Regions from separate parts of the Mus musculus genome. Here region 2 is linked to region 1. Evidence: chromatin loops called from intact Hi-C (ENCODE). Cell type or tissue: heart. All regions are shown on one strand. Links, peaks and the distances in the headings refer to the core of each region. The heading gives the core; the rest is flanking DNA.

Region 1 (16,795 bases), core at 4,354-12,353:
CCTCATTCTTGCAGCGTCTCACCAACCTCTCCAGCACCCAAAGAGGTTCCGTCTGGTCCTGTGGAAACACACAAACAGACCCTCTCGCCCACGTCAACACCTGATCTGGTTGATCCTCTCCAAATCTCCGGACAGAAGGTCCACCTACAGGTGGATGCTGAGGAGGCATAGGGAGGAGGCATAGAAGCTAATTCGCCTTCCTCCTCCGCCTCGGCTCTTTTGTTTCGTCCTTTCTGTTCACCTGATTTTACTGTGTCTTCTTTCTTTTTCCTTTTTCTTTTTAAGCCCTTCTCCTTTTCCGACATACTTTCTTGTTGCTCTATAAGGATTTTCTGACCTGTCTTGACTGCCTCTACACACAGTTTCAAACAGTAACAGAGTCCATATATCAGAACAAACAAGACCAAAACTATCAGACCTACCCACAAAGGGTCAATGGGAGAAAAAAGCATAACTACACAGCGAGGATCTATTGATCACTACACTGAGGTTATCATAGTTCCTTAACTTGTCCCCAAACTGGGAACCTTAACTTGTCCCAAAACCAGGAACCTTAACTTGTCCCAAAGCCTGCCTGCTTCCTAGCAACTTTATATTCGCCTCTATTTTATCCGAGGTCCTTCCCAAACTCCTGGGTTACTTTGTGCCTACTTCCTGGCAACTTTATGCTCACCTCTATTTTATCCAAGGTCCTTCCCAAACTCCTGGGTTACTTTGTGCCTACTTCCTGGCAACTTTATGCTCACCTCTATTTTATCCGAGGTCCTTCCCAAACTCCTGGGGTCGCAAGTTTCACTCACCATGAACTTACCCTGCCGGCAACCACTGACTGCTGAAAGTTCTGAACTCGGTGGGGGAGTCAGTTCCCCGTACGGGCCACCAATTGTCGCGCCTGCTCTCGACCAGCAAGAACGATGCGACCACCAGTCCTTCTAACAGCAGTTTATTCAGTCTTCATCTCTCTTCTTTCTCTTCATCAGTACCTTTCCCCAGCTGAAGAGTTCTGAATCCACGCCAGATCCTTCTCAACAGTCTGTTTTACAGGAACTTTTATTAACCACTCCTTCCCCGTGATGCAGTTCTGAATCCTCCCTGTAGCAGGGGGTCTTCGCTCGTGCCTGAAGATGTTTCTTTTCCCGGGTTTCAGCACCAACTGTTGCGCGCACTCAACAGGCCAGGAAGAACGACGCTGCTACAGGATCCTTCTGCACACATTTATTCAGTCCTGTTTCTTCTTTCTCCATATATCTCCCTTGTTTATATCTCCCCTGTTTATATCTCCCTTGTTTTTATATCTCCCTTGTTTATATATCTCCCCCGAACCCTGGGCCTCTCACTCCTTTTATACTCTCTCTCATCCACGCACTGCAGGCCATGCCCCCTCGCCAGTCACGAGGCTTCAGCTAATCAGGGCAGCAGGGGCAAATCTCCACCAAATTGGATTCACCTGTATCCTGGTACACCTGCGCAGCACTCAAGATGTTTGTGTCTTATATGAGGAAGTCAGGTGCAAGTCATATGACTTAGCTGCAGTCCCTGGCGCCTTTGGGACTGCCGCCACACCCGCTCCCCACATGACCAAAACAAACTTAAAGAAGAAAGAGTTTATTTGGCTTATTTACATATACACGGAGGGAAGCTAAAGCAGAAACTCAGACTGGGCAGGAACCTGGGGACAGTGGCTAATGTGGAGGCCTTAGAGGAGAATACTGCTTACTGGCTTGCTCCTCATGGTTTGCTCAGCCTGCTCTCTTATGGAACCCAGGATCACCAGCCCAGGGATGGCACCACCCGCGGAGAGCTAGGCCCTCCCCCATCAATAAGTAATTAAGAAAATGTCTTACAGGCTTGCCAACAGTACAGTCTAATAGAGGCATTTTCCCAATTGAGGTTTCCTCATCTCAGGTGACTCTTGCTTGCCTCAAGTTGACATAAAGCTAGCCAGGGCACCAGACATAGTGACACACACATGTAACCTCAGCACTCAGGGTGTCAAGGCAGGAGGATCCGAAGTTCAAAGTCATCCTTAGTGGCATAGCAAATTCGAGGCTAGCCTGGGCTACATGATACCCTATCTCCAAAGAAAAAAGAAATGTGTATATTTAGGGCCCGGAGAAAAATTTTAAGGCACACACAGTCAAAGGTTATTTGCAGGGAAGCAAGTGAGCACACCTGTCATATGTAGTTACCTTTGGTTCCTTTGTTTTTGTATCCAGAGCAGCTGATTCTCCTCACCCAGCATGGCTGCCAGAGAGAACTCACGTTCCTGAGGCAGTGAAGCCCCTCTCTGGACTTTTCATCCTATGCGCCTCCTTCTGTAGATCACCGACCTACAATGCCCTCGCCCTTCTTATTAGTCCAGAGAGCTTGCAGAATCAGACAGACCACAAGGCGATCCTTCAGATGGAGCTAGAAATGCCAACAACAGGCACCTCCTTCGTTATTTTACCTTAGCAGCATTACAGTGCACCATTGTGTTGTTAGGGCTCCTTCTGGGTGTAGAAGCCAGGCTTCCCCCAACACCACCTCCCCCCTCCCCCAAAAAAAGGCTACAGAAAAGTAGAACTCTGGGAAAATCCGCTGCTTTACAGAGTAACACTGACTTACAGGATCATAAGCACCTACCTGAGGTGTGATTTTATCTAATTAGTTAAACAGACTGCTAGAGTAACTGGTTTTCAGAAGCCCATACTAAGTTTTCCGTGCAGTGGGGGAAGATGATTAACTTGATAATGATTTGTGAGCACCTGTGTTTCCAGCTTTGCACTGCGTGTGGAATTAAAACTGTAATTGGCTAGTTCTGTAGTGTTCCTTACCTTGGTGGATCTGAGTGTGAGATTATGCATGACTAAGCCTCTCCCACAAGTCAGTGCAAGCCGAAGAATTTTCTTATTAAGGCTGGTATGCAATTTGCATTTTAGCAAGAGCACAGAGATGCTTGCAAGGAATCTTCCCAGGCATGTTAATCCAGTCTTATGATTATGTGCCTCTCTCTCCATGGGTCAGTATTGAATTGCCTCCACAGCTACTCTTTGTGTGTGTGTGTGTGTGTGTGTGTGTGTGTGTGTGTGTGCGTGTGCGTGTGCGGGTGCGGGTGTGTGGGTGTGGGTGTGCTTAGAGCTCAGAAAAGGGCATCAGGTGTCCTTTTCTGTTCCTATCTGCCTATTCTTCTGGGGTGGAGTCGCTCCCTGAACCCAAGCTAACACTGTCTCTGCTGGGCTGGAAGCCATCCAACTCCAATCAGGCTCCTGTCTCTGTCCCTGGAGCTCCAGGTGCACACTGAACATCTGGCTTGTTATGCAGCAGCTGGATGTGGACTCCGATCCTCACGACTGCACAGCCAGCACCCTTAGCCACTGAGCAGTCTCTCCAGCTCTGCAAAGAGTTATTTTAGGACCATTGTAAATGTGGCCATCTGTTCAGTTTTAGATGTATCAAATATCAAATAACAAATAAATTATAAGTTAGATTCAATTATGAAGTCATTAACATACTCCACATAAATAGAAAATGAAAGGCAAGAGCTGTGTTAAAATGGGAGATTATATAGGCATGTTTATCTTCTCAATTTTGGGAAACCCCATTTAAACTACTCAATTGACAGATATTCTAGGCATTGGATGTCATAAATATAGAAGACCATCTGAAAGCTAGGAAACTATGATGACATAAACTCACATCTCCATGCAAGAGATCCTGGCACCTGGGAGTCTGTTAGTAACAAATTCAGACAGTGTCTCAGTATGGGCCTGATGAGAGGACAAAGGTCCTTTCACCTACATACAGATCACTAGGGAAACCAGGAATGTTAAACACACAGGGCCTCTTCTTAGTGGAGGAGATAAAATATTTGTTTTCCTGCCCAGAAGGCTGGGAGTGGATTTTCTTAACAACCTGGTGACCTATTTGCTATCTACAGAGGTAGACCTCACCAACCTTTTGCTGGAGAGATGGACCTCCCAATATCCCCCAGAGTGGTTATCCCAGACTCTTCCCTCCCTAGAGTGTAACCTATCCTTAAAGGGGATGTCACATGTACTTATAGCCTGCTGACCTCTCTGCCATCTTGGCAAGAGACTAAGCTACAGAAACACTCCCCCATCCCCACCCCTTGGTCACATGTAAAAACGTTTCTCTGCAGTCACACCTTAAGTTTTATTGTGCGCCTGGATTTGGAATGATTTTTATCTGGAAACCTCTTCCCAAATTGTACTGTGCTCTAAATATGTTGAGGATGAACTGCTTGGCATTAGACTCCCCGAAGTCTGATCCAGGCCGATGGAGTCAATCTGAACTGGATTTTCATTCTCATCTCTTTGGGACTCACTAATGACATTGACACATGCAGGGTCTATGGATGGGGGGAGGGCTGCTACCAAGCCTGAGCTCTCTCTGGATTCTAACACTGCAGCTCTACAGAGCCTTCTGTAGAAAGAGGCATCTAGATATCTCTCCTTATCCATATGACACCCAGGGGAGTGCCTCCTTTTTAATTTGGCAAAAGAGTAGTGGTTTATTCCCAGAATTGGAGAAAAATGATGACTGGACACAAGAAAACCATTGAAATTGAGAGATCTGTACTAAAAAACAGATGAAATTAATCTACACAGATTCACTGCTGAGAAAGCCCAAGCCCAGGTTTGAGCCCTCTCTGCCTTTCCCATCCGTGGGCTCAGGATATGTTCACACTCCTGGAGGGACATTGAAGTATCCTTTCTAGGAAACAGGGTTTGTATGTGGTGATGGCTCTGACACTGGATGTGTCCCTGTTCATCAAGCCACCCTGATTCCTCTACAGTTGAGCTCACAGCTAACAGGCCCGGTTCCTAAACCAAAGCTTCCTATCTTAGTTCTAGAAAATCACCCTTTTAATTTCATTTTTTCCCACATGTACATAGTGTTCATGGAGGCCAGAAGAGGGACTCAGGCTGCAGTTACAGATGGTTGTAAGTCACTGTGTGGGTGCTGGAATCAAACCTGGGACCTTTGGAAGGAGAGCAGTCAGTAATCTTAACTGCTGAGCCATCTCTCCAGCCCCTAGGAAATCACTCATAAATATTATCAGAAGCAAATACTACAAGATATCTTCCCAAAGCCTTTATCTGGAAGATGATAAAATTTAAAAACTCTTAGGGCTTTGGAATCAGCTCAGCTGGTGAGGTGCTTGCCTCAAAATCCCGAGGAGCTGGATTCAATTCTCAGGACCCAGACTCAGTGGTGTTGGCCTGTAAGCCCAGCGTTACAAGACGATTGGCAGAGAGAGATCAGCAGATGTCTGGAAGCTAGAGGGCTAGCTACTTTGCCAGCATGGTGGAACTCCAGGCCAATGAAAGGGCCTGTCCCAAACAAAAGTTACAAAGTACCCGAGGACTGACACACGAGGTTGTCCTCTGAATGCCATGTGGGCACCATGTACTCTTGTCCCCACATCTCCCACACCCACAGAAACACATACACACATTTAAATGTTACATAAAGCAGGGCTAGGAACGTGGCTAAGCTGGCAGAGTGCTTGGTGAGCATGAGCAAAGCCCTGGGTTCCATCCTCAGCACAGCATGAGTTAGGGACGGTGCCTCACCCTGTAATCCTAGCACTGGGGAAAGGCAGGCAGGAGGATTAGAAATTCAAGGTCATCCTCAGCTACAGAGTGAGATGAGGCAGCCTTGGCTATAAAAACCTTGCCTTTAAAACAAAAAGTGTAGTAAATAATAGCACTGTTCTGAAAGTGGTACATCTTTAGAAAAAAAAATGGCATGGGAGGAAATAGCCTGTAATTGTTCCACAGAGAAAGACTGTGCTCTTTATAGCAGCTGCTTGGTGATAGGAGCTGAGAGCTTGAGTGTCAGGGGTAAGCAAGCGGTAAGATGGCTATGAAATATAATGTGGCAAGGGAGTACCTGGCAGGGACATGCCAAGAGATGTCTCTGAGTACTTAGCCATGCAACAGATCTGGTATAAAGGGGGGATTACTTGGAAAAGAGAGAGGAGTAGGACTCCGGAAAGGATAGAGGCAGCTAGTAAGCCATGAGGGCAGAGCTTGGGGGCAGGGGAGGATGGGCAAAAACAGAGAGAAACAGGGCTCTAAGTGCAGAAAGAGAGAGAGAGAGACAGACAGACAGAGACAGAGATAGAGAAAGACAGAGACAGAGCGACAGAGACAGAGTGATAGACAGAGACAGAGACACAGCTAGGGTGGCAGGCAGTCCTTTTATAAGCAATCCACACCTGGTGCACCAGGCAGCCATAGCAGGTGATGGCAGCAGATGATGACAACTGTTTGACCTTCCATTGTTAAGGTCTTCTTGCCTCGAACTTCCACTTGCAACACATCCATGGTTTTGTCCCAGGGAAATGTGGGACCTCCATTCATAGTTCCTAAAGGAAGCACACAGGTTTTGAGCATATGTGTAGAATTTATAAAGTACCTACTAGAGTGCACATTCAGGTTTTTTTTTTTTTTTTAACTAGCAAGGGCATACATTCAAGGAAATTTGATCAGCAGGAGTTTGATCACTAACTGATAGCCTGAATGGTCTTGTAGATGTGAATGTGTGGATGTCTTTTACTGTTCTGAACTTGGAGTCAACGCTGAAGTTGACTAGAGACTTCTTGCAAGAGCTGGAGGGATGATTCAGCAGTTGGAAGTCCACGCAGAGGACCCCACTTTGATTCTTGGCACCCACAGAGGATCACAAACTCATTGTAATTCCAGTTCCAGGGGATCTGATGACCTCTTCTGGCCTCAGTGGGCACCTACACACATATGCACATACCCCGACACATCAAAATAATTCAAGATGAAATAAACCATTGAAGGAGGAAGAGGACAAGAGAGGAGGAAAGAAAACCAGAGACAACGCATAAAACTCCAGATCTCTGGCTATTTTTAGAGCCTCTGCAGGAGCTGGCTATGTGGCCCCGTGATTTGCCAGACCTAGTGATCACTTTAGAAGAGTGGGGGCGGGTAGGGGAAGGTATTAGTGTGGCCATGGAGTTTCTAAGGAGCTTCCTGTGAGTCCTCAGTTCAGCGCCACCTCATCTGAGTCAGGCTCGCTCACCCTGAGGCTGCCTTAGATTGAAGCTGTCTCCCGAATGAGCAGAAGCACCCATTCCTAGGCACAGTGGATGGTCTGTTATCTACTTTACACTGCATCCCTGTCCCAGCATTACACTTCCTCTCTGCCAGTGCTGCTGAGTGACAGATGACTGGAGATTTGTTACTAGACCAGAAATCGAGATATGTGCCCAGGAGTCACCATTCTCGGGTATATCCTGGCTAAGGAGTTTCTTGGCTCTCACCCTGCTCTCTGAGAGCAAATGATCTATAGTCCAGTTTTGTGGGCTGACATTCCAACTATATACAGCTTTTCTCTGTTTCTATGTGGCTATTGTTTTATATATGCTTCCTTCAAGCATAGCATTTGAAATCTAAAGAGTACCAAGCAACACAACATAACAGGCTTGTTGACTGAGTCAGGGCATATCTGTGCATACTCTTCTTTCCTCTTTTCTTCCTTTCTTCCTTTTTTCCTTCCTTCCTTCCTCTCTTTCTTTCTTTCTTTCTTTCTTTCTTTCTTTCTTTCTTTCTTTCTTTCCTTCCTTCCTTCCTTCCTCCCTTCCTTCCCCCTCCCTCCTCCCCTTCCTTCCTTCCTTCCTTCCTTCCTTCCTTCCTTCCTTCTATACTTCTCTCTCTCCCCCCCCCACCCCCCTTAGCTTCAGTTCTGGGATCCAACCCCCTCTTTTGGCCTCTGTCTGCACTGCATACATGTGGTACATGTATAGACCAGCAAGCAGACATTTACATAAATAAAAATAAAATTGGAATCTTCTTAAAAGTTGGATTTAAGTACTGATTTTGTTATTGCAAATGAACTAAGCAATCTGTTTGTTAGATAACAGTGAGTGGAGAAACAAACCAAGCCCTGACGCAGATTCATAGAGGAGAAACAAGAGTCTCCCCGGTGCAATTCAGCACAAGGTTAAGTACTTGAGTCAAATTACAAGGTTAAGTCCTCGAGTTAAATTAATAGAGCAACGATGCCTCCGAGGTACAGTTCAGCACAGGGTTAAGTACTGGGCCAAGGAAGTTAGAACCTGAAAACATCAACCCTTGATCAGAGGTCAGAGCCTTGAAAGGGAGTCATCCATTGGGGATTTGTTACAGAAAGGGAAACTTACTTCTTAGCCACAATTTATTTTATTGTGGAGACTTATTTATAGTGAAGGCTGAAAAGAAATGTGAACACTGGATGAGTTTGCATGTGTGTCTGTCTGTGTACATACATACGTCTGTCTGCATGAGTATGCATGCTCCTATGTGCCTGTGGGGATACGCATGTGTGCATTGTGTGCAGTTTGTTGTGTGCATGTGGAGTCTAAAGGCTGACTACAAGTATCTTCTTCTAGCACTTCTTTATTTTGTTGAAACAGACTCTCTCGCTAAACTTGGAGCAACTCATGGATCCTTCTGTCGCAGCCTTTTCTGAGCTGGGGTTATAGTCACATCCAGCCATATCTGACTTTCCCTCATTTGCTGAGGGAACTGAGCTCAGGAGTTTGTGTAGCAAGCACATTACTAACTGAGCCATCTCCCAAGACCCGAGCAAAGAACCGATAGCTATCCAAAGAGAAGTTTTCAGGCAGCAAAGAGTTAAAAGGTCACTGTCCAGCTGCATACAATGGTACTTTGTGTGTGCAGGCCTTAGAAAGAAGTGGTAACCAGAGCTTTTCCCCAGTGAGATAAGATAAAGAACTTAAATAAATTAATCATCATGGTTCTGCACATGATAACAGGTTTGGATGACAGAGGGCGAGGCAGCTGCTGGAGAAGACAAGACGTACAGACGTTTCTACAAGAGAAGTGGGTTGCACCCTTTAGAACATTGTGCTTCGTGGAAGGGAAAACATCAATTAGATGGAAAATTGGACAGTGTTAGGAATATGCCCTCAGGGGAGGGGGCAGTGCAATTATACATATGATGTTTAAAAAAAAAAAAAACCCTTTCAGGTACAAGAACATTAACACCAAAGGTGGTTTTCTATTTGAACAATTAATACGTGGATATATTTTTCTTGGAATGACTATAATATGTGTAGGGGCAATATAAAGTCCTCTCAACTGTTTATCACTTAGTTTGGGTACACACACGTGTGTGTGTGTGTGTGTGTGTGTGTGTGTGTGTGTGTGTGTGAGTGTGAGTGTGTGTGTGTGTGTGTGTGTGTGTGAGAGAGAGAGAGAGAGAGAGAGAGAGAGAGAGAGAGAGAGAGAGAGAAAGCCAAAGACAGTTCTTCAGGGGTTGATTCCTTCCGTCCACATCATTTTGAGTCAGGACCTTTCTTGTTTCCCCTGCTGCACTGCATACTTCAAGCTAACTCTTATCTCTGCCTTCCATCTCACAGTAGGAGAGCTGGGATTACAGAAGCGAATGTGAGGTTGGCCCCAGACACCAAAGTTCCTGGTCCTCAGACTGCCACAGCCGTCCCTCTTACCAGCTGAGTCACCTCACTGGGCCCCTCCCTAACTCGGTTTTAGACATCCTCCAAGTTCATGTCTTTCTGAGCACTGAAATACAAATATCACAGTTGAGCATGAGGATTAAGTCAGAAAAGAAAGCTTGGGAAATGACAGGGGTCACCTCCTTTTACTAAGCACTTGCTGCTGTGTTCTGGTTTCCACATAAGGTATTAACTTGACAAATGTGTCCCGAGTAACTTCTAACTCCTGTTGTGAATATAGCAATGACCTCAAGGGCATTGCCACCTCTAGCCTTGGCATCATTTTCTGCCATAGACTGATAAGGAAAGGGAGACTCAGAAAAAATTACACAGCATGCTTAAGGTTACTTCCTGTCAAGAGGCAGTGCTGGGTTTGAGATCCAAGTAGCCCTTCAAACCTGAGGTCTCCTTGGACAACTATCCCGGGGCTTTCAAAGCAGTTATTTTAAAAGCTGAAGTTCTCAAAGTATATGACATACCTGTATACTGTAATGTCCTTATACTATAATGCATGTCTGACTGTGTCCTATAGATTACTACCACATGCAATGAATATGCACCAATGATAATATTAAAAATTTACAAAAAATGAATAAAATTAAGTCCATATCTCAATGCAGGAAAAAAAAAACATGGATGGGCTCTTTCTGGTTCCTTTGGTGGCTACGGGCTAAAAAACTTGGGGCTGCTAAGTTGTGCTTACCAAGCATGCACAAGGCCATCTCCAGCATTACATAAACCAGCATGGTGACCCATGTTGTGTGATCCCCACCACTCAGAAGGTATAGATACGAGAATCAGAAGTTCAAGTACATCCTCAACTACTTGGTGAGTCTGAGGGCAGCCTGGGCTACATGAAACCCTGTCTCAAAAACATAGAACTCAAAACAGCAAGAACAAAAACCCGTGAATTTGTTTTACCTGGAAAACTAGATGAATTTACTTATGTGAAATCCCTCACTGGTCAACAGTATAGGGGCAGATAGGGAACATTAGTATCAGTGGCGATCATCAAAACAGATCCCGAGTGGAGAGAAAAACATTACTTTGATGGAAAAGTGGACGCTGCTAAGGATATACAATATGGTAGAGAGTAGAGCCCAAACACCAGCTCTGTGCCTTCCAAGCTGTAGGATTGTGCCTCATTGTGCTACGTCAGTAAGACGGAGATATTGATGAGTCTGTGCTCATTAGGTTTTTGTTTTGTTTTGTTTTGTTTTATTTTGTTTTCTAATTTGACACAAGTCAGGGTCATCTGGGAAGAGGGAATTTCAATTAGAAATAATGCTTCTGTCAAATTGGCCTGTAGCAAAGTCTATGGACATATTCTTGAGTGTTGATTGATGTGGGAGGATCATGACATGTAGAGCACAGTTCTCACAGCTAGGTGTGCTGGTACATGTCAATTCTTGCATTTGATTTTGAACTTCCCAGCTAAGAATTGCAAGTAATGTGTTTGTGTTCTTTATAAATGGTGGACTCAGTCCACCGTGGGTGGTGCCATCCCTAGGCAGCTGGTCCTAGATGATATAAGAAAGCAGGCCCAGGAAGCCAAGAGGAGCAAGCCCACGAACAGCATTCCTCCATGGCTTCTGCTTCAGTCCCTACCTCCAGTTTCCTTTCTTGACCTCCCCAGCCTCGGCTTCCCTTGATAATGGACTCCAACCTGTAAGATGCAATAAATCATTTTTCCCAAGTTGCTTTTAGTCAGTGTTTTATTTCAGAAACAGACATCAAGCCAGGATAGGAGCCATGTCTGTAGTAGTCATAATTCTAAGAGAGCCTCAAGACCTCTCTGATGTATGGTGTTTTACCCCACCCAAACTTGCAGGTTAGATGGTGTGGCAGTTACTTTTCAATGATGAGATAAAACATTATAGCCAGGACAATTTGTGGGGAAAAAATAGTTTATTTTGGCTTATATTTCCAGAGGGGCAGTCATGGGGAGTGTCCGGGGTGGAAGTGGAGGTGGGTTACCGCAAGGAGCTAGATCAAGAAGCTAAGAGATCATATCTTCAACTGCAAACATGAATAAAATAAATAAATTAAAAAAAAAAGAACAAAGTGGAAGTGGGCAAGGCTATGACCTCTCAAAGGCCACTCCCAGTATATCACTTCCTCCATCCAGACTGCATCTCCTAATGACTCCATGACTCCACTAACAAGCACCATCAACTGGGAACCAAGGGTTTAAATACCTAAGGCTATGGGGAACATTTCTCAATCAGACCACCACAAGTGGTATGCAGCTTGACTCCGGTTGTGATTAATCAAAAGAGGTGACCCTGGGAGACCCTGGCATCATCACCTTAGTAGAAGGCAAAGCTTCTGAGAGCCACTTCCAGGCCATGAGAATGAAACAGACCTCAAGGGGAGGAGCTACTTATCAAGAGGTTGAGGGTGGTGACTTCCTGGACTTAAAGCAATCCCGGTTGAGAGTTAGCAACAGAACAAAGACCTTGGCCATCGATCATCAGACTAGATTGGGCATAATAAGAATCTTTGACTTATTAATTTATAAAGAACACAAATGCATAACTTGCAATTCTTAGCTGGGAAGTTCAAAATCAAATGCAAGAATTGACATGTACCAGCACACCTAGCTGTGAGATCTGTGCTCTACATGGCATGATCTCTCCCACCCTTTTTTATTGTTGTTGTTTTTTTCTTAAATCCCTCAGTACCTAGTTTCTTCATGTTAACTGACTTGCATACAAGAGTATACAAGAAACCTAAGAGTGAATAATTTTCAGATGGATAAAATTGTCCATTAGATGGCTTAGCACAGAACCTCTATACAAATAGAGATGCTACAGAGACAAACAGGAACCATGTCCTAGAGATGTGGTGTGGAACTTATTGCTAATAGTGTGCAGTTTGGGGTTAGGAAGAGGTAAGTACTAATGGACATGAGTGAGCAGAAACCACCAGAAAGCCGAGATCAGAGGTGTGCACAGGAAAGCAGAACACTCATTAAGAACAGGCGTGGAAGTCACAGTCTGGCCACCAGTTATGAGATCTCTGAACTCAGTAAGGAAGGAAGTCTGTTGCTCAGAACAGTGACTCTTCGTTGATCACTTCTAGTTCCCCCACATCTTTCAGTGTCCAAGAGATCTGACTCACTCACTTTGCCAGATTTCCCAGGAGGGTTCTACGATTTCTACAGTCTTTTATTTCCACAAACACTACTCCTAGCCCATCAACTGAACAAACCACTATTTTTCATAGTCAATTTTTTTTGTTGTTGGTGGTGGTATTTTCTTTTTCTTTTTTTTCTCTTATCTTTCATTCTTTTTCTTTCACTCTATAGCCCTGCTTGACCTTGAAAATCCTCCTGCCTCTGACACCTGAGTGCTGGGATCACAGGTGTGTGCTATCGTTCTCAGTTCAGATGACCTTAATAAATAGCTCGGTAGCAACATTGGTTTATTTCATAGATATTATTGCCAAATATTGAGCTACTAATAGTACATGTTCTAGTTCTTTTAATTTCTTCACAACCCAATGAAATGAGTTGCTGCAATCTGAATCTTCTTCTTTCCTTTCTTCTTTCCTTCCTTCCTTCCTCCCTCCCTCCCTCTCTCCCTCCCTCCCTCCTTTCCCTCCCTTCTGTTCTTTTTTCCTTTGACTCTCTAATCTCTAAACTTAGACTGGCCTCCAACTCACTATGTAGCCTGAGGATGACCTGAAACTTCTGGGTCTTCTGCTTTCACCTCCAGAATGACGACTTTAGAGGCGTGAGCTATCACTCCTGGCTTATTGGGCACAGGGGCTTAAACCTATGTCTTTGTACATATTAGGTGTGTTCTGCCAACTGAGATGCATTCCCAGCCCTTAGTCTGAATCTTTTTGTCCTCTCCAATTTCATGTGTTGACTGCTTAATCTCTAAGGCAGCTCTGAGGTAGGACATAAAAGGAGGAGTTCATCTCATGAATAGATTAATATTAATATAACAGGGCTTACTTGAGTGGGTCTTCTGCTCCAGTTCCCCCACCCCATAAGGAACAGCATCCCTGCTCTCTGGAGATACAGCATGTAGATTTCATCTAGAAAAGGATCCAGTCCTCTCTCCAGTGCCAAACCTAAGGGTACCTTGATCTTGGATTTCCAAGTCTCAGAACTATAAAAGATAACTTTCTGCTCCTTATAAATTACCCAGTTTGTGGAGCTCTGTTATAGCAGTAAGAAATGGACAAAGATATGGGTTTTCATTTATGCTCATCAGTTGACCAATGGAGAAACCAAGTTTAGAGTCCTGAACTTGTGGGTCCAAGATCATATACATCCTACAAGAGCAAAAGCTGAATTAGATAGCTGCAATTTCCAAATCCACGTTATGTCTAATTCCAATAGTCAGAAAATGAGGCTATTCTAGGGAGACACTTGTGTACATCCCTTGTCCCCAAGTAATTAAAAGTTCTCAAGGACTCTCATGCTGGGAGAATGGAAAGAGCTGGTGCCAGCTGGAAGAGGAGCTTGTCTCCTGGAAGGAGATTTCATGCTGTTTTGACAATTTGTTAGATCATCTTGCAAACAAAAACAAACTGGAGCTGGGGTGGTGATGGGTCAGTGACTAGAGGGACCACGCCTTATCCAGGACTGTTTAGCTATGCATCCTTCTTTCCCTCTATTTAAAACGAAACCTATGTCAAGAACCTGAAGATGAACTTGAGCAGTGAATCTCTGGACCTCTTTGTTCATCTTCTCAATGTGGCCACATTGAGTGAATCCCCTTTCTCTGCTTCCCATTGATGGGCCTCCACTTCACTGGCCTGAGGATGGGTGGTGAGTTGAGCGTAGCGTGTTAGGGCTGCCAGTGGCCAGGCTCTGATCCTAACAACTCCAATAACAATTTTGGCAAGATTACCCAATCTCTTTGAGTTGTTTTTAAAGCAGACCGTAGAGGCCAACTCAATTCATAAAACCAATAATGTAGTGATAATGATGAACAGGAGGGGTACACTTATCACTGATATCATGTGTCAAAATAAAAGTCGACATGCTTCTAGCTGAAACTCAAAAAGCAGAAGTTCTAGTAAGTTCCCCCAAAGAAAGAAATGCCAAGTGGACATTAATTACTAATTTTAGTAGCAAAATATGTAACTAATGTTTCATTTTAATGTATGCTTGAAGAAAACATGTGGGTTTAATGGTAGCCTTGGTTTTCATAAACTTGTTTTGTTCACAAAGTGCTAAGTTGCTTAGTAAGGAATTCTCTCACAAAGTTTTTAGAAGATGAATGTAGAAGTAGAAAAAAATGGCTTTGCATAAAAAAAGAGAAACAAAACTGTAGAGGTTTTTTTAAAAAAATATGTGCAAGAAAAAAAATATGAGAATAGAAAATCCAATTCTGAGAATGTTGCAATAGTACTTCAAATTTACTTCCTGGTTGAAGCAGAGATATTGAGATGTTGAGATGTTGAAAATGTGTAACAGGGAAGCAGAGGTGATGGCTCAGCAAGTCACGTGCTTGCCTTGAAAGCACAAAGACCTTATTTCTTCTGCAAATTGGTTTTATTTATTTCCTATAAAATTGGAGGAGGCACATGGAGGAGGAGGCAAGTGTGTGGAGGTCAGAGGACAGCCTACTGAGTCTGCTCTTTCCTAATAAGTGGCTCTCAGGAATTGAACTCAGGTCATCACTGGCACACAAAGACTTTATTTCCATCCCTAGGATCTACACACACACACACACACACACACACACACACACACACACACACACATACAATCTGGGCGTGGTAGTATGTGATCCTAATCTCAGTGCTCTGAAGATGGAGACAGAAGGATACTCAAGGCTTGTTCTCAGCCAGCCTAGCCTGCTCTACAAATTCCAGGTTGGTGAAAGACCCCCACACAACATGAAATGAATAATGTTAAATGTTAGTCAGCTCTGCACGGACATGGACTTTTATATTTCCCTCCCTGCTAGATATTCAGAAGCCAGAACAATCTCTGGCATATACTTCCTGCTCAATAAAAATCTGTTAAATGAAATGACTAAGCAATCAAACTTAAGGGACTGGGGGTGGGGGTGGGGGCGGTTCTCCAAATTTAACTGATACGTGCATTTAAGCAAACCACTTAGCATTTGTTCATTATTTATTTAAAAGAACTTGCAAGAAGATACTATTTGTCCTGCCAGATATAAAAGCTAACAGCAGGGCACTGTTTAGAAGTAGACAATAAACCATCCGGACAGACCGGGTTGCTAAAGAGACCACTATCATGAGCATACATACCCGTGTGCATTCCACAAACCTTGAAATACAATTAATTTTCACAACAACCTGATTGTCATAGACCGAGCAAGTATTCAGAAACATCAAGCATTTGGCTTTATTTATTTACTTAGTAGCAAGGTCTCTCCGTATCACCTAGACCAGCCTAAAGCTCATTACATAGCTCAGACTGTTTTGAGCTTGAGATCCTCCGGCCTCGGCCTCCCAGATTACAGGCAAGCGGCACTCTAATAAGCAGCATAAGCATCTTTCTAACTTTTGTAAAGATTCCTCTTTATTATTATTTTTAATTCTTATGTACACTGGTGTTTTGCCTGCATGTGAGGGTGTTAGAACCCCTGAAACTAGATTAAAAGACAGATGTGAGCTATCACGTAGGTGTTGGGACTTGAACCTGGTTTTCTGGAAGAGCATCGAATGCTCTTAACTTCTGAACCATCTCTCCAGGCCCCAGCATAAACATTTTATTTGAGATTGGTTATTTTATTTTATTTTAGTCATTTTATTTTATTTTAGTCTTTTTATTTTCTTTTTAGACAGAGTCTCAATCTGGCCTGGAAATTATCCCATAGACTGTATTAACTTTGAACTCATGTCAATCCTCCAGCCTCAGCCGTCAGTCAAAGTGCTAGAATTACAGGTGTGATACATCAGTGCATGTCTATCATAATAAACATGGAAATTAAAGGGCTAGGGGCATAGCTTAGTACTAAAGTGTGTTCATTTGCCTGCCTACCTGAGGTCCTGGGTTTGATGGACTCCCAGAACAAGAATCAAAAGCAAATGGCAAAGCTAGTAAAGAACATTCACAGAAATGTAGGTGTGAGTGTGCATGTGTGGGTGTGCGTGTGTGGGTGGGTGCCTGTGTATATGCATGCATGTTTGTGTGTGCATTTGTTTACATGTGGAGGTCAGAAGGTAACTTAAGGTGTCAGTCCCCGCCTCCCACTTTGAGAATTAATTTCTTTCTTTCTTTCTTTCTTTCTTTCTTTCTTTCTTTCTTTCTTTCTTTCTTTCTTTCTGTTTTTTGTTTTTTGTTTGTTTTGTTTTTTTGAG
Region 2 (16,795 bases), core at 2,999-10,998, 65 kb before region 1:
GCTGAGCTAGAAGAAAATGAATAGACGTTTCTCAATGCCCATAAATGCCCAACAGATATATAAAAAAAAAATCTCAAAACCCCTAATCACTAGGGAAATGCAAATTAAAAGCAGGTGAGAGCCAGAGAGATGGCTCAGCAGGTAAAAAGCACTTATACACCAGCCTGACAACCTGAGTTCAATCACAAGAAGCCCTGTAAAAACCCACCAGGGTGGCCAGGGTCTATAATCTCTGCAGCTTTACAGCAAGATGGGAGACAGACTAGACTCACCAGGAAGGTTGCAGCCCAGCCAGCCAGAGTACTTACCATGGCAGAAACAAGAGACATGCTGCCTCAAACATAACATGGGAAACACAGGAGCTACTTACTGCCAGAAGCTGTCTTCTGACCTCTACATATATGCCATAGCATGTATGTTTTCACCCTGAAAAAATAAATAGCAACAGCATAGTAGGTCTGACAACTTGAGTTCACACATATCAAATAGCTAATATACAAAGAAAACAGGGGCTAGAGAGATAGTTCAGCAAGTCAGAGCTGGAATGCTCTTGCAGGGAACTCAAGTTTGCTTCCTAGTACCCACATGGCAGCGCACAAACATCTGTAACTCAAGTTCTAGGGAGCCAATGCCCTCTCCTAGCCTCCATGGGCACTGTATGTATGTGGTACAGTTACATATATACAGGAATTACATTCGTCATACACATAAAATGTAAATCAATCTTTAAAATATAATCCGTTTAAGAAATGAATCCTTTTAAGAAGACAGAAGGTAACTTTGGAACTGTATAGAGAGAAAGTCATCTCATCACTGATGAGAGTATGAATAGGTGAGAGCATTCTGGAAAGCAGAATTCAGGTTCCTCAAAAATTTTAAAATAGAACTGTGGTATGGTCCAGCACTCCCATTACTGTATGAAGCATTGGGTTCATTCAAGTTTTATTCACAACAGCTAAGATGTGTAATCAAATTACTTGTTCATCAAAAAAGACACAAAGAAATTGGGTGTCTGTATACACAGCAGGATAATAACTTTTAAAAGGAGCATTCCTCTAACAAGAAGATTTTATCCTTTATGACGTGAACAAAGCTGAAAATATAGAGAAAGGCCACTTAGACATAGATTGTCAAGTGCTGCATGATTCTACTTCTATGTGACATCTAAAAAAGTTGAATTCATAGAATGGGCGGTGGCTACTAGGATGATAGAGTAGGATGTGGGAGGCTGGCCCAAGGTAGAAAGTTTCTGTTGGATGGGAGAGAGCCACTGTACAACATAGTGACAGCAGTTAATTATAATGTATTATAGCCTTGGAAATTGCTAAGATTTTAGTTGTCACAAAAGATGCACAAATGTCATAGGAAGTAGTGCATTCATGTCAAGTCAACTTAGCCATTCTACATTATATATACTCAAATCAACATGTGCATGATAGATATATGCAGAATGTAGATTAAAATGTTAAAGGATATTTCAGAAACAATTTCGGGAACTTCAGTTTGGACTCTGCAGTAGATGGTAATATGGCATCTGAGTCATGTTTACTGTATTTGTTAGTATTCTGGATCCTAAAAGAATATTCTTGTTTATAGGAGCCACATGAGGAAAGACTGAAAGTTACAGTGTCTGCAACCTCTTAACAGAACAGTACTGAGAGTACCAGTAATAAGGGGTGTTGGTGTACATACCTAGACAGAGGATTGATAAATTTACATGATAGAGATAGATACATAGATAATTGATAGATACATATAATAGAAGATAGATTTGCTGTCTAGATGATATATTGCTACAGGATAGACACATGATGGATTTATATAAAAAGATTATAGATAGATAGATAGATAGATAGATAGATAGATAGATAGATAGATAGATAGTGGGGTGAGTGGAACCATGTCACTAAACAGAAAACCTGATAAGGTCAAGCAGATTAAGAAACCCCCCAGAATTTTCATAATTAAGGACGGTAGGCATTTGAATCTGCTTCCAACTTGGTTCCTGTCCTGGAGCACATGATGTCAATACCCATTAGTGGTCATGAAGCATAGAGTCTAGAGTTCTCCATGCTAATGAGGTATCTAGATAGACTCCAAATGTCAACCAATGAGCTTCCCTCTCCAGACATTTCTTTCTGCAAAAGGTATTTAATCTCTATCCACCCTGAGTAAGTCATATGCATCCTTTTCCACCATGAATCAACAGTTTGGAAAAGCAAGGACTGTCTCCTTCCTCAAGGACCACTGTGGGGTGGGGGAGGCCTTAGTCATACAGAGCCTTGCCTGAGTCTCCCTCAGAAGGCCTCTCCACACTCCTGGCACTTGCCCTGAGCTTAGCTGGATTTCCAACTCCTCGAGATTCCCAGCAGTGTCTGGGTGCCCCCAAAGCTTGAGAGCTCCATCCTCCACATGAGCTGGTGCCCTCATCTTAGGCTGTGTTTCACCTCCCCTGAACAGGTGTTGTGTCCCACAAACTTGACACCCCAAATGGGGAGAAAGGAATGTAGCCAAGTGCCTCTGTGTTTTGCTTCCATGACCGGCATCCTGAAACCCCATCATCAAGGTGCATAGAACCACAATAGATAAATAATAAATAAAATCAATAGAAGTTTATGAAGAAAGATAGGATAGTAGATTATAGACAATAGAAACAATTAACAAGTAGAAAGATATAGGATAATGGAGTAGACAACATATATATATATCTCTCTGTGTGTGTGTGTGTGTGTGTGTGTGTGTGTGTGTGTGTATATATATATATATATATATATAGAGAGAGAGAGAGAGAGAGAGAATCAAATGTGGCAAGATGGTTCCAACAAGGTAATCTAGAGAAACAACGTGTTCATTATATTAGTCTTAGAAACTATTCTGTAAATTTAAATTATTTTTAAAGGAATTAAAAATTCACACATATACTTAAAATATTGTGAGGAAAATTTGCTTTGGGCTAGCCCATTACAGGAAGCAACTTTTATAGCGAAGAAGAGTGAAAATGTCCTGAAACAGAAATGACACATTTCCAATGTTCTATAAGCCGGACTTAGTTGGGCTTCAGCATGGTGCGTCTGCAAGACAGAACCAGTTAATGATGGCTGTGCCTTATCAGCAACACATGGCAAAGCTCCATTGGATACTACTCTTATTGTTTTAAGATTTATTTATTCTATGTATATGAGTACACTGTAGCTGTACTGGTGGTTGTGAACTATCATGTGGTTGCTGGGAATTTGAATTCAGGACCTCTGCTTGTTCCAGTCAGCCCCGCTCGCTCTGGCTTAAAGATTTATCTATTATCATGTTTAAGTACACTGTAGCTGTTCTCAGACAGTACCAGAAGAGGGCATCAGATCTCATTACAGATGGTTATGAGCCACCATGTGGTTGCTGGGATTTGAACTCAGGACCTTCACACGAGCAGTCAGATGGCTCTTAACCACTGAGTCATCTCTCTAGCCCATACTACTTTTTTGGTTTTTTTTGTTTGTTTTTTCAAGACAGGGTTTCTCTGTATAGCCCTGGCTGTCCTGGAACTCACTTTGTAGACCAGGCTGGCCTCGAACTCAGAAATCTGCCTGCCTCTCCCGCCCAAGTGCTGGGATTAAAGGCGTGTGCCACCACGCCCGGTCCCAAACTACTCTTAATAAACCTGAATGGAGACATGCTCTAGCTGTCTGCTCCACCTGAAGGGAGAGTGTCCAATGCTTATCCCTACAGTATTTTCTGCCCATCTCTTCTTCATCATCTAAAATAGCAGATCAATGAAGAATGTGGTCAAAACAGAAACTAGGGTCTTTAGGGGGAAACTTACACTTTTTTCTATCTTTTTCTCCAAGCTATGAAAGTGGTTTTATTTCCTGACTATTACAATTTCTCTTTAAATACTTGGTATTTTGTTTGGTTTGGTTTGGTTTGGCTTGGTTTGGTTTGGCTTGGCTTGGCTTGGTTTGGTTTGGTTTTTTTTTTGTTTTTTTTTGTTTTTTTTTTTTTTGCCATGACACTACTACAGGCTCTGTATATCTTTAAAGTTTTTTATGGTCCAAAATACATCCTATATAGCCAGAGCAGTCTATCATGATCTAAAGTGACTATAGACCATTACATACATTTTTTGTTCTCATAATATAAGAAACTATGTGATTTATCCCCTAAGATTTGTCTTCTGATACAGGGGCTCATACCTACACTGGGATTTTACTATGTAGCCAAGGTTGATCTTCCTGCTTCTACTTCCAAGTGCTGGAGTTACAGGTATAGACCACTTAGGCCCCATTTTATGCAGTGCTGGGATACAATCCAGGCCTTCAGACATTTGGGGAACTACATCCCTAATTTCCTCATTCAATAAATATTTATTGAACACCAAATATTCTCCTTTAACAGCCTTTCATCATCTTAATAAATGGGCCTGCCCTCCACCACAAGGTCAGGGGCATCATTACTTCTTGTAATCCATCTTTCTTCACATTCCAGCACATCAAGTTCTGCCACTTCAAACTGAAAATATCTCTTGGATGCAGCCCTGTCACAGACTCTGTCCCTACATTCTGCTCTAAACATCACCCATCACCATGGCCCCCCAAATGCCTCTGATGGTCCCATTTTTATTCTTCGTCTACACAAACTATTCCGAGAGCAGCACCTAGAAAAATCTAAAAGTAGTAATCAGGGCTGAGAATGTATTCAATTGGGAGAGTGCCAACGTAGCATGCATGAAGCTCTGAGTTCAACTCATAAATGAACTGTGGAAGCACACGCCTGTAAGTCTAAGGCTGTACACTCAGCTACATAGGGAGCTCAAAGCTACCCTAGACAAGAGACTCTGTCTATCAAATAGAAAATCATAAGTAAATAAATAAGTAAATGAATAAAAGTAGGAGTCAGATCATGTTGGCCCCATTTGCAACACTATCATGTAGCTGCGATCATAATTACTAGTCCATACTTCTATGAGACCCTAAATCCATTGGTCCTAGCTATCTCTACTTTCAGTCCCTTAGTGTCTTAATTAATGTTACTTAATTAAGCAACATTAAAGAGTTAATGTCCACCTCCAGTCTTGGGGTCTTTGTACATGACATTCTCTTTCCTACACTGTTTGTGGGACCTTCCAGAATTGTTTCCTCAGAGCTGTTTACCTCAGTGTATTCAGTATAAAATGGTGGTCTCAACCCATCTCTCTCCCCTCCTTCCCTCCCTTGCCCCTTCACCCTTCACTTTCCTATGTGATTATAGGCTTTTTCATAGTACCCATAACTAAGAATATAGTGTGTGTGCATATTTCTGTGTACACATGTTCAGATAATCTCTCACACACATGACTGTCTCAAAACAACATACAATAATAGCTATGTTGATGGTCTAAATAGTTGAACAAGGATCAATATATGGATGCAGGTGAGTTAATAATTAAATGCTTAAGAGTAGAATTTCAGGCCTGGCAGTGGTGGCGCACGCCTTTAATCCCAGCACTCAGGAGGCAGAGGCAGGCGGATTTCTGAGTTCAAGGCCTGCCTGTCCAGAATAAGTTCCAGGACAGCCAGGACTATACAGAAAAACCCTGTCTCAAAAAAATAAAAGAAAAAATAAATAAAGAAAAAAAGAGTAGAATTTCGGGGCTAGGGTGACGGCTCAGTGGGTAAGGTAATTACTCTGCAAGCATGAGGACCCGAGTCCAGATCCCTGGAACCCCTGGAACCCACGTGGGAGAAGGGCTGAGTAGCATACACCTGGAATCTCGGAGCTGGGGGATGGAGGTGGAGACAGCAGGATATCTGGAGCTTACTGACCAGCCCAGTTAGTGAGCTCCAGAAGTTAACAGACCCCGTCTCAACAATAAGTAATAAATAGGGCTGATGAGATGGTTCAGTGGGTAGAGACGCTTGTCATCAAGCCTGATGACCTGAGTTCTATGCCTGAAACCCCCATGACTGAAGGAGAGAGCTGACTCTGCAAGGTGTCCTCTGACTCGACATGTGTGCCTACATGCATCCTCACCTACACACACACACACACACACACACACACAAAACAATAACAACAAAAGAAATAAAGGTGGAAAGGGATACAGGAAGTAGGAAAGAGTAAAAGAGAGATAGAGAGAGAGCATGTGCCAGTGTTTATGTGTGTGTGTGTGTGTGTGTATGGTGTGGTGTGTGTGTAGTGTGGGGAGGGGAATGGCTGTGTGTGTGGGGGGGTGAATGTGTGTGGTACGTATGGAGGGGTGGCAGGGTGGGGATGAAGGTGAGGGGTGTAAGGTGTGTGTGTGTGTGTGTGTGTGTGTGTGTGTGTGGTGTGTGTGTGGGGGGGGTGTTGGGGTTGAGGCCATAATTTTAGATTGAGTAGACCAAAGAAAACGCTCTGAGGAAATAATGCCAGAAGGCACCACAAACAGTGTAGGAAAGAGAATGTCATGTACAAAGACCCCAATGGCTGGAATTGTGGGAAATGGAATTAAATGACATTAATTAAGACATTTAGTGACTGACAGCAGAGCTAGCTAGGACCAATGCATTTAGGGCCTCATAGAAGTATGGACTAGTCATTATGACCACAGCTGCATGATAGTGTTGCAAATGGGACCAGCATGATCTGACTCCTACTTTTGTTTATTTATGTATTTTTTTATATTTTATAGACAGGGTCTGTAGTCTGAGATAGCCTTGAATTCCTTATGTAGCTGAAGATACCCTTGACCTTCTGATCTCCCTAACTCTCATCCTGATAGTACAGCCATATACGGTCTCTTATGCTGACCTAATCCCTAAGAGTACATCCATATTCTGCCACGCTTCATTTATGAGCTACTGGGGGCTTTGTGCATGCTGTATAGGGAGTCTACCAACTGAGCTGCATTCCTAGCTCTATAGAAAGTTGGAAACCAAGGATGGCCTAGACCCTTTGCTTCTCCTGACTCTACCTCTAAATTCTGAGATCACAGGCATGTGCCACCACCTTGGCTCCAGTCACAAGTACTTGAGGACGTACATTGTACTCTATAGTTAGTACCATGCTCACATTGGCACAAAAAGGCTCTCAGTAAATTCTTATGCACTAAATAGATTCCTGTCTCTTTGTTTACTACTTTCTTTCACTGGCCATCCATTTAAATTTTTGCTCCCAGAATCTTGCTTTTAGCTACTGCAAACTCTCATAGTTCCTTTGCAGCATTAATCACACTCCTGGAGTTTTTCCAGAAAGAAATAACACCAGCTCCTGGTTAACAGCAGAGCCCTTGGCAGCTGAGGCGAAGGACACAGATGCGATTCTGAAATCTAATCTCTTCAGCCTAACAGTTAGGCTTGCCAAGAAACTGACTCCAGACCTGCGCTCCCAGCCAGAACCTTCCATTCCAAGGTGGCTGGCCTTCCCACCAGGTCCCAGGTCATTTTCACTGGCATTTTAACTGTTCCTGTGTTTCTTATTCTGCCTTTGAAATAAATACATTCCTTGGAGTTTAGATCAAAGAATAACCCCTGTAGAGACCTACTTCTTCTATTATTTTAGTTTGTACTGTGTGTGTGGTATATATGTTTGTGTATGAGGTCATGTGTGCATGTGTGCATGCAAAGATGCATGTGCACATGGGTATGTGTATCTGTTAAGTCCAGATACCTGATCTTTATTAACTTTATTTATTTATTTATTTATTTATTTATTTATTTATTTATTTATATGGTAACCTTACTGTACTACAACGTGCCAGTTTGGCTGGACTGACTCTCAGCAAGCATTGCGGATCTATCTGTCTCTGTACACACAGCACTGGATTTATAGGTACATGCCACCATGTTCAGCTCTATGTGGGTTCTGGGGAATTCAAACTCAGGTCTTCATGCTTTCAAAACATACAATAATCCAACTGGAGCCATCTCCTGAGCCCTAATATCTTATACTTTTAAGGCTTTTTCTAGATTCAATTTTTTGATAACAAAATAATTTAATCCCTCAATGTTTAAAAGTAGTATCTCTTCAGATATGTTAAAAAAATTAAACTGACTGTTAGGCTCTTTCTATACATTATAAAATTAAGTAAAAATTGAACATTTGAATTCTGCTCTGGGACAACCTGTCATACCAGAGAAAAGGAAGTAATCAAAGATAACTGTGGTCATGGCAGAAGGATTTAGTGATATCTTCACATGATTCCTAGCAAGAGACAGGATAACTGAAGCAAGAGCCAACAGAGCAAAGAAATAGATTAAAATACATCGAGTATGCCTGAAGTTATATGTTGTTATAAATATATGAACCTCATTCGTGAATTATCTTTCTAAAGTCCTAAGTATTAGCTAGCCATTTTTTAAATTTCTATCTAGTTAATATAATTAACTATTCCATGTATTAAAAAAGGAAGGGTAGGACAGGTGAATGGCACTTCCTACTAAGATAGCCTGAGAACCTGAGTTTGATATCAGGAACCCCAGATGGTGGAAGGAAAGAACTGACTTCTGTAAGGTGTCCTGTGATCTCCACCTGCATAAATACACAAACAAAAATGTTAAAAAAAGAAAAAAGGAAGAAAGGAAGGGAGGGAGGGAGGGAGGGAGGGAGGGAGGGAGGGAGGGAGAGAGGAAGGGAGGAAGGGAGGAAGGGAGGAAGGGAGGAAGGAAGGAAGGAAGGAAGGAAGGAAGGAAGGAAGGAAGAAAAGAAGGGAAGAAAGGAAGGAAGAAGGAAAGGAAAGAAGAGAAAAAAGGAAGGAAGAAGGGAAAGAAGGAGGGAGGGAGAAAGGGAGAGACAGTGGGAAGGAGGGGGAAGGAATGGAGGGAAGGAAGGAAGAAAGGAAGGAAGGGAGGGAGGGAGAGAGGGAGGGATGAAGGAAGGAACCAGTGAACTGAGGCACCTACACTTGTCATGACAATGTTACTAGCCTAAGAAGATATGAATTCTTCCATGAGTTCCCTGCAGAGAGTGCACTGGTAGCCTTCCAATACAGGCCTGGCACAGAAAGTCCAGTCATTGCCTATAGTCAGGCCTGAAAAACTACATGTATGCTTCAAGCCTCATAAGACCTAAATCCGGAAGTGCCAAAATGACTCATGTTATGTTCCAACCCTCAAACAAGTGCTACTGTGCCTGGCTGTAAGTGGGTTCTAGAGATTTGAACTTGTGTCCTAAAGATTGAGCAGCAAAGGCTTTAACCACTGAGCTATCTCCTCAGCCACTTATTTTCTTTCAATTACACTTTTCATAACCATAAAGTTTAAGGACGACAATGTCAGATCACGGCATCAAAAGGCTGGACATACCCGCATGAAGTATTTACTAACTAGAGTATTTAACAGATACAAAACCAAAACAAACATTCACAGTCTGTGGGCTTCAAAATGCTTAGTGCAAGAAAGAGATAGGGACAAACAAATACAAATAGAACATAAGAACAACCAAGTATCTATCACACCTGGAACCAGATAACAGCTACCTAGGATGGCATTACATCAGTCTACTTTCATGTACCTCTGACATTTTTCTTAAGAAGAAAGTCACACACAGAGACACACAAATAAACTTTTTTTAAATGTTTTTTTTTATTATTATTTTATATACCCAACTCGCTCCAGCTTGCTCTGGCCCAAAGATTATTAATAAATAAATAAGTACACGGTAGCTGTCTTCAGACACACCAGAAGAGGGCATCAGATCTCATTACAGATGGTTGTGAGCCATCATGTGGCTGCTGGGATTTGAACTCAGGACTTTTGGGAAAGCAGACAGTGCTCTCTCTCCATGGAGCCATCTCTCCAGCCCCATGGAAGAGAGGCTTAACTAAGAATTATCTATGTGGGCAGTGGTGGCACATGCCTTTAATCCCAGCACTTGGGAGGCAGAGGCAGGCAGATTTCTGAGTTCAAGGCCAGCCTGGGCTACAGAATGAGTTCCAGGTCAGCCAGGGCTACACAAAGAAACCCTGTCTCAAAAAAACAAAAACAAAACAAAACAAAACAACAACAACAACAGAATTATCTAGATAAGCTGTCCTGTGGACACATCTATGAGGGATTGTCTTTATTGTTAGTTGATATGGGAAGCAGCCCAATAGGAGCAGCATCATTCCCTAGGCAGGGGATTTGGAGCTATTTGAGACTGGAGAAGGTTGAGTGAAAGCTAGCTGATCAGCAGCAGCCTGGGGTGGGGGTGGGGGGCGTTTGTTTTTCTCTGTTCCTGACAGTGAATGAGATACAATGTGATATGCTCCTTGACTTCCTACCTTGTTCCAGAAACAGTGGACTGTGACCTGGAATTGTAAACCAACAAACCCTTCCTCCCTTAAGCTGCCTTTTGTCACGGTATCAGAAATGAAAGTAGGACACAGCTTTAAAAAAAAAAAAAAAAAAAAAACACCTCTGGTATATCTGGTATGTAGTATGTTTTGTACCAATATTAAACATTAACAGAATCTAAGTGAGTTACTACTATGAACAGAACCTCTGGTATTTAGAAATTGAAGCAGAAAGTTTTATCTCTTTATGTTATTAGTGTGCAATTGTGTGTGTAATATATACTACATATGCTCCTATAACCACAATTATATGGCTTGAACTCACAAATTCATTTGAAATGCTGATGGGCATTTTAGTGATCCATACAGTACCTTTAATGCTTAGAGTGGTACAAATCTCAATTGGGAATTTGGTTATATGGTTTTAGACATTGTTGGTTAGGGCTGGGGAGAGGGCTCAACAGTGAAGAACACCTGCTGCTCTTGGGGAAAAAAAAAAAAAAAACAAAAACAGAGTTTGGTTCCCAGAGCCCATATCAGATGACTCACAAGCACCTGTAACTCTAGGGATCCAATGTCTTCTTTAGGTCTCAGTGGATACACATATGTCACACACAGATCATACACACATATGTCACATCCACACAAATAAATCTTATGTGGTTTTGTTTTGTTTTTAGAGTGAGTATTGAACTTAGGGCCTCCCTCATGTTAGATAAACACTCTACTGCTACATCCAAAGCCTCCCCCCCCCTTTATATATTTTAAATTAAAAGAAGTCTGTCTTAGGATTTCTATAGCCGTGATAAAACACCATAACCAAGAGCAAGCTGGAGAGGAAGGAGTTAATTTCATCTTTTACTTCTGTGGGTATGTCCAGCCTTTTTAACAGTGTGTCATTGAAGGAAGGCAGGGCAGGAGCTGATATTGAGGCCATGGAGGAATGCTGCTTACTGGCTTGCTCCCCATGGTTTGTTCATCCTGCCTCCTTGTACCATCTAGGACTACCTGCCCAGGGTAACACCACCCACAGGGAGCTGAGCCTTCCCACCTCAATCAATGAAGAAAATGCCCTACAGACTTGCCCATGATGGGAACATTTTCTCTATTAAGATTCCCTCTTCTGTGATATGTCTAGGTTTGTGTCAAGTTGAAAAAAAGAAAAGGCTCAGACCTCAACAATAAAGCTGTCTTTGTACTAGTAACCCCCCTGCTTCAACCTATGGAATTATAGGTCTATGTGGGCAGGCTTGACTTACAGAATTTTAAAACCTGTTATATGCCAGATCCTCTCCAAGAATCAGTCGCCTACTCTTCAGGGAAATATTAACATGCCTTCACAAGACTTTCCCTGAAGGCAAAATACCATCAGCAATTGTAAAAAAAAAAAAAAAAAAAAAACACCTCAAAATTCATTATTCCAGGCACAATAAAAATGAGTAACTGAATAGAAGAGAAAGAACTGCACGACACCTGAATGTGAAAATTCCACCCAGTGTTTCAGCTACCGCAATCGCACGCCGTGTCTTATCTTCTCACAGTTGCCCCAAGTGGCTTCTCTCAGTTACTCCAAGTGAACGCTGTGTTCTAGCTTCTTTTCTGTTGCTGTGGCAAAATACCCTGACAAAAGCGATGCAAGGAAGGGCTTACTTCCTTGTTAGGCACAGTCTGCCATGTCTGGGAAGTCAAGGCAGCAAGAGCTTGACGCAGCTGGCCATATCTTATCAGAAGATAGCAGTGAACAGCAGGCTGATGCTTGCCCACTTTCTCCTTCCTGTACAGTCTAGAATTCCAGTCCAAAAAATGATCCTACCCATAATTATGATGGAATTACCAGCATTAATTAGTGTGGTCAAGATAATCCCTGACACATTCTCAAAGGCTAATCTTGATTCTATGTAATCTTTCACTGTGTGTCCAGGGGCCCTGCTCCTCAGCAATTCTAGACTCTGTCCAAGTTGACAATTACACTAGTTATCGTATTCTGTAGAGACAGTGATTTTCATCTTCACAGTCTATTATTGAACAATCTGCAGCTGTAAATAACCAGATCCTGTTGCCCTCTTCATACACAAACATGTGAAAGCCAGGCTGATAACACTGCCTGGGATAGCTTTATGTGTGGATGTGCATAACCCTCAAACTGGAACTGTGCCTTTTGGAGAATCCTAAATGTACAGAGAATCCTGTGCAACAGCATCCGATGCCAACACTTGTTGCTACACCTCAGTGGCAGGATACCAAATACTATGTGGGGTAATTCCAGCCCTTGCTGTCACACAGTGATTGAGAGGCAGAACAGCTTGGTGAGAGGGTTGGTTGTTGGCTTTGCCATACAGTTGAGTGTATACCAACTTTCGACCCATCCCAAAGTGATAAAAAAGGCCATGCAGGAAACACCCTCAATCCTACAGTACTCCTACATGAAACTAAAGTGGAAAGGGATATAAATGAGAACCAGCAGCCATGTGACCTGGAGGAAGACGCTGTTCAGTGTCTTAGCTTCATCTATAAAACAAAGATCATAACTGTCCTGACTGTGACACAGGGCTGTTAGGACCACCAATTACACAGTGTTCTCTGAGATGGCATTGAAGACGGTCTAGCTCTAAAATAAGGCATTATTAGCATAATGTTATATGAGGTGGGGAGTATAGAGATAACAAAAAGAATAGTCATCACACTTCTATTACCTTCCATTGTTTCTATTTAGATAATCAGATGCTGGGGGGGGTGGTTCCCTAATTTTTCTTCTTTGAGACACAGGTTTATTTTCACCAAGTTGGCCTCAAGTTTACTATATAATCAAAGATGACCCTGAACTTCCAATTCTCCAGTGTTCATTTCCATGGTGGAATTTCAAGCAGCCACCACTACACCAAGTTTATGTGGTGCTGAGGATAAATCTCGGATGTTCGTACATGCTAGTCAAGCACTGCCACTGAGCTACATCCCCATCCCCAGCTGCCCTATGCTGTCATGTTATTTTGTACTGTGGGAGCACATTCACTGGGACATGGGGCTCGCAGATTTGGCTGGCAGGCCACTGAGCCCCAAGAGTCTACTTGACTCCACTTCCTCAGTTCTTGGATTACAAGTGTACACCAAAACTGTTCAATTAGAGATGAGCTTAATATAATTTTTCAATTTGAAGGAATAAAAAGAGATTAAAAGCATAAAGTCTTCATTTTCCTAGCATAAATTTGTAGTATCTGGAGGAAGCACACACACAGGAAGAACTGTATGAACTGGCAAAGCACAGAAGCATCTAGGGGTCATTTCAAGTCTTCAGAGCCAAATGCTAGTAGCCCTTTCGAAACCCAGAGCCATTGCCACTGTGTCAAGTCACTTTCACATTCCCAGCCCACAAGATAGTGCAGCAATAAACATGTATAGTCACCGTTTTAAACACTAAGTTTTAGGATAATTCATTTAAACCAGTAGTTCTCAGCATATGGGTTATGACCCCATTGGTGGTCGAATGACTGTCAGAAAACAGAAATTTACATTATGATGCATAACACTAGCAAAATTACAATTATGAAGTAGCAATGAAAATGAACTTTATATGACCTAGTACAGGGGAATGCCAAGGCCAAGAAGTGGGAGTGGGTGGGTAGGGGAGCAGGACAGAGGGAGGGTATAGGGAACTTTCGGGGTAGCATTTGAAATGTATATAAAGAAAATATCTAATAAAAATTTTAAAAAAAGAAAAGAAAAGAAAGTGATTGTATGGCTAGAGAGTGACCACACATGAGGAACTGTATTAAAGCATCATGGCATTAGGAAGGTTGAGAACCACTGCTCTAAACTAATAGCACAGGCTATAACACCTTATCTCAGAATCCCTACCTGGTCCTCTGGGTACCTTCCTAACATCACTTTACATGCCCTTCTCTGTCTGGCTACATAAAAGAGTATCCCTTCCCCCATTACAACATGCTCAGTCCCCATTTTTCTTATACCATCTTACGTTGCCATTTATAACAACCTGACATACTCATTATCCCCACACTCAAACAAAGGCGAACAGAGAACAGAGACTGCCCTGTTCATTGTCTATCTCCCAGGTTGGCAATGGCATTTGTCCTCTCATATGAGAACAACAAATATTTGTTAAGAGAAAGGGGAAATTTAAATTAATAAAGGGGCTGGGAAGAGATCTCAGTAGGTAAAATGCTTGCCATGCTAACATAAGGGCCTGCAGTCAGTCAACAGAACTCACAAAAAGAAAAAAAAAAAAGATCTAGGAATAGTAGCATGTCTGTCTGTGATCCCAGGAATAGAGACACAGTCTGGAGGATGCCTGGGGGCTCACTGGGCACCTAGCTAGCCAGTTATCCAGCTCCAGCATCTATGAATGCTGCCATCTTGAAAACCAAATTTAATGGCTGTTCTGAGGAACAACAGCTGAGGGTTTCTTTCAGTCTCTTCATATATATGCAGTATGCACACATATGCTTGTACAGTGCATGCACACACACACAATCAGAGAAGGAACATCATAAAATCATGGGGTCCTGCCAAGAATATCAGAGTCAATTTGGCCTTGAACATAGCCACAAATGTCATTGGGATGGTGTCTTAGTCAGGGTTTCTATTCTTGCACAAACATCATGACCAAGAAGCACTTGGGGAGGAAAGGGTTTATTCCTCATTGTTGTTCATCACCAAAGGAAGTCAGGACTGGAACTCAAACAGGTCAGGGAGCAGGAGCTAATGCAGAGGCCATGGAGGGATGTTCCTTACTGGCTTGCTTCTCCTGGCTTGCTCGGCCTGCTCTCTTATAGAACCAAGATTACCAGCCCAGAGTTGGCACCACCCACAAGGGGCCTTTCCCCCTTGATCACTAATTGAGAAAATACCTTACAGTTGGATCTCATGGACACATTTCCTCAACTGGAGCTCCTTTTTCTGTGATAACTCCAGCTGTGTCAAGTTGACACAAAACTAGCCAGTACAGATGGTGTTTTCCAAATCGGCCTAGATAATGAATAAAAGAAGGACCTGTGGCATTCTAGAGATTTTCAGGAGTAACAAGAGGCTGAACAACTAGAGATTGAATTTACATAGGAAAGCTGTCAGTGACCAGCCAGAGAGGCTAATGACATCTCTCAATATCACAGAACATAAAAGGGGACTCCAACCAAACTATACAAATGTCAAAGACGTATGTTGTCATGAGTTCTATGAAAATCCTACTTGATCTCCTGAGACGACATTTCTAAGATCATTTTATGGTATTCTTGGTGGCTAACTTAATCCTGCTTTCCACAAAAGGAAAGAAAAGTGAATAAAGGCATCCATGCCCCTACAGCTTGTTCTTGACTTTATCTTTGCTAAGCAGAGGCTGTTTTTCAGCAGAGGGTACAAAGAAACATGCTTAGTAAATCTAGGTAAACAAATTAGCTCAGCAGGTAGATGCTTCACTGAGGCTCATGACCTGCACAGAATCCCCAAGACCCACAGAGAGAATGGAGAGAGCTGACTTCCCACACAGTCCTCTGACCTCCACACATCATATAATACCTCCATACACATCTAAATGTAATTTAAAAGTGTTTAAAAATGTGCTATGCACACTCGAGTGAAGTTTGCTTGGCAGGCCAATAGACCTGGGAGAACTCATGAGGCAAAGAGTTTCACAGAAACTCATCCCCTGGATTAGGTTCAATATATAACCCTACTTGCTATTATTATTGGCATTGTTTTATTAGTATTCGTTGTGTTTCCACTCATCTTTAGAGCACTCTTGAGAACTGTAGCTATGACGAGGCAGGACATTCTGGAACTTCGGCTGAACAATAAAAAAAGAAAGGGGGAAATGCTATGCACACTCTAGTGAAGCTTACTTGGCAGGCCAAGAGACCTGGGAGCACTCACGAGGCAAAGAGTTTCACAGAAACTTACCTCCTGGAGCTTTGGCGTTCTCATTAACCCATATACTCATACCCTATTCCCTCGTTAGTCTGGTGTATGAATCCATGTGCTCTCTTTTAGTATTGTTTTATTATAAGTGCCCTTTAAGATTAAATTCTGATATAGTTAAGTCTCCCAACAGTGTTCCAATGTGCCAGAAGCCAAAGAGCTTGGAATCCGATAGGAATGCAGTAAGGAAGTTACCTATTCAGTAACTAATTAAACATTACAAAAGACGGAGCCAGCAGCTCAGGGCTGACCTGCAGAGTATTTACTAAGGACAACAGCTCAGGGCTGGTCTGCAGAGTGTTTACCACGAAAGAGCCAGGGAATCCCACTGAGATAGAAATCTTCAGTACAGGCTGCATTGCATATTAGAAGCAAGTCGGTGAATTCTTCTGACAAATGGAGATTCTCCAGATACTTAAAAGTTACACTCATATAAGAATTTAGCAAGGCCCAGGAAATAGGGGGGTTGTGGTAGCCTTCACAAGGCTCAAAGGAGTAGCAAAAATTCTGACTAAGGGTGTGAAATGCATACCTGTATTTCATTAAGGTGACCCTAGGCAGGACTGCTTTATCTTTACTGTAAACATTTACCTGGTTCCTGTAAGTCCTTTTGAAGTCATTCCTTTGTTTTATGTCAGGTAACTT

What was found. Peaks named below come from ENCODE experiments on the same cell type or tissue, not always from the same donor. Only the 100,000 strongest peaks of a DNase experiment are listed, where the experiment ranks them.
Region 2: it touches region 1 in a loop (2.0-fold over the local background); 2 of 42 quality-filtered maps call a loop at or near these places.

Annotation. Positions count from the first base shown.
Region 1 is chr1:125,469,147-125,485,941 of GRCm38, reverse strand. No RefSeq gene overlaps it. Among named protein-coding and RNA genes, the nearest start is that of Actr3, 42 kb to the right of the region's middle. In heart, for the core only: no CTCF peak of the experiment used is centred there; no DNase peak of the experiment used is centred there; H3K27ac peaks cover 2,120 bases.
Region 2 is chr1:125,532,954-125,549,748 of GRCm38, reverse strand. No RefSeq gene overlaps it. Among named protein-coding and RNA genes, the nearest start is that of Slc35f5, 20 kb to the left of the region's middle. In heart, for the core only: no CTCF peak of the experiment used is centred there; a DNase peak (open chromatin) is centred at 7,268.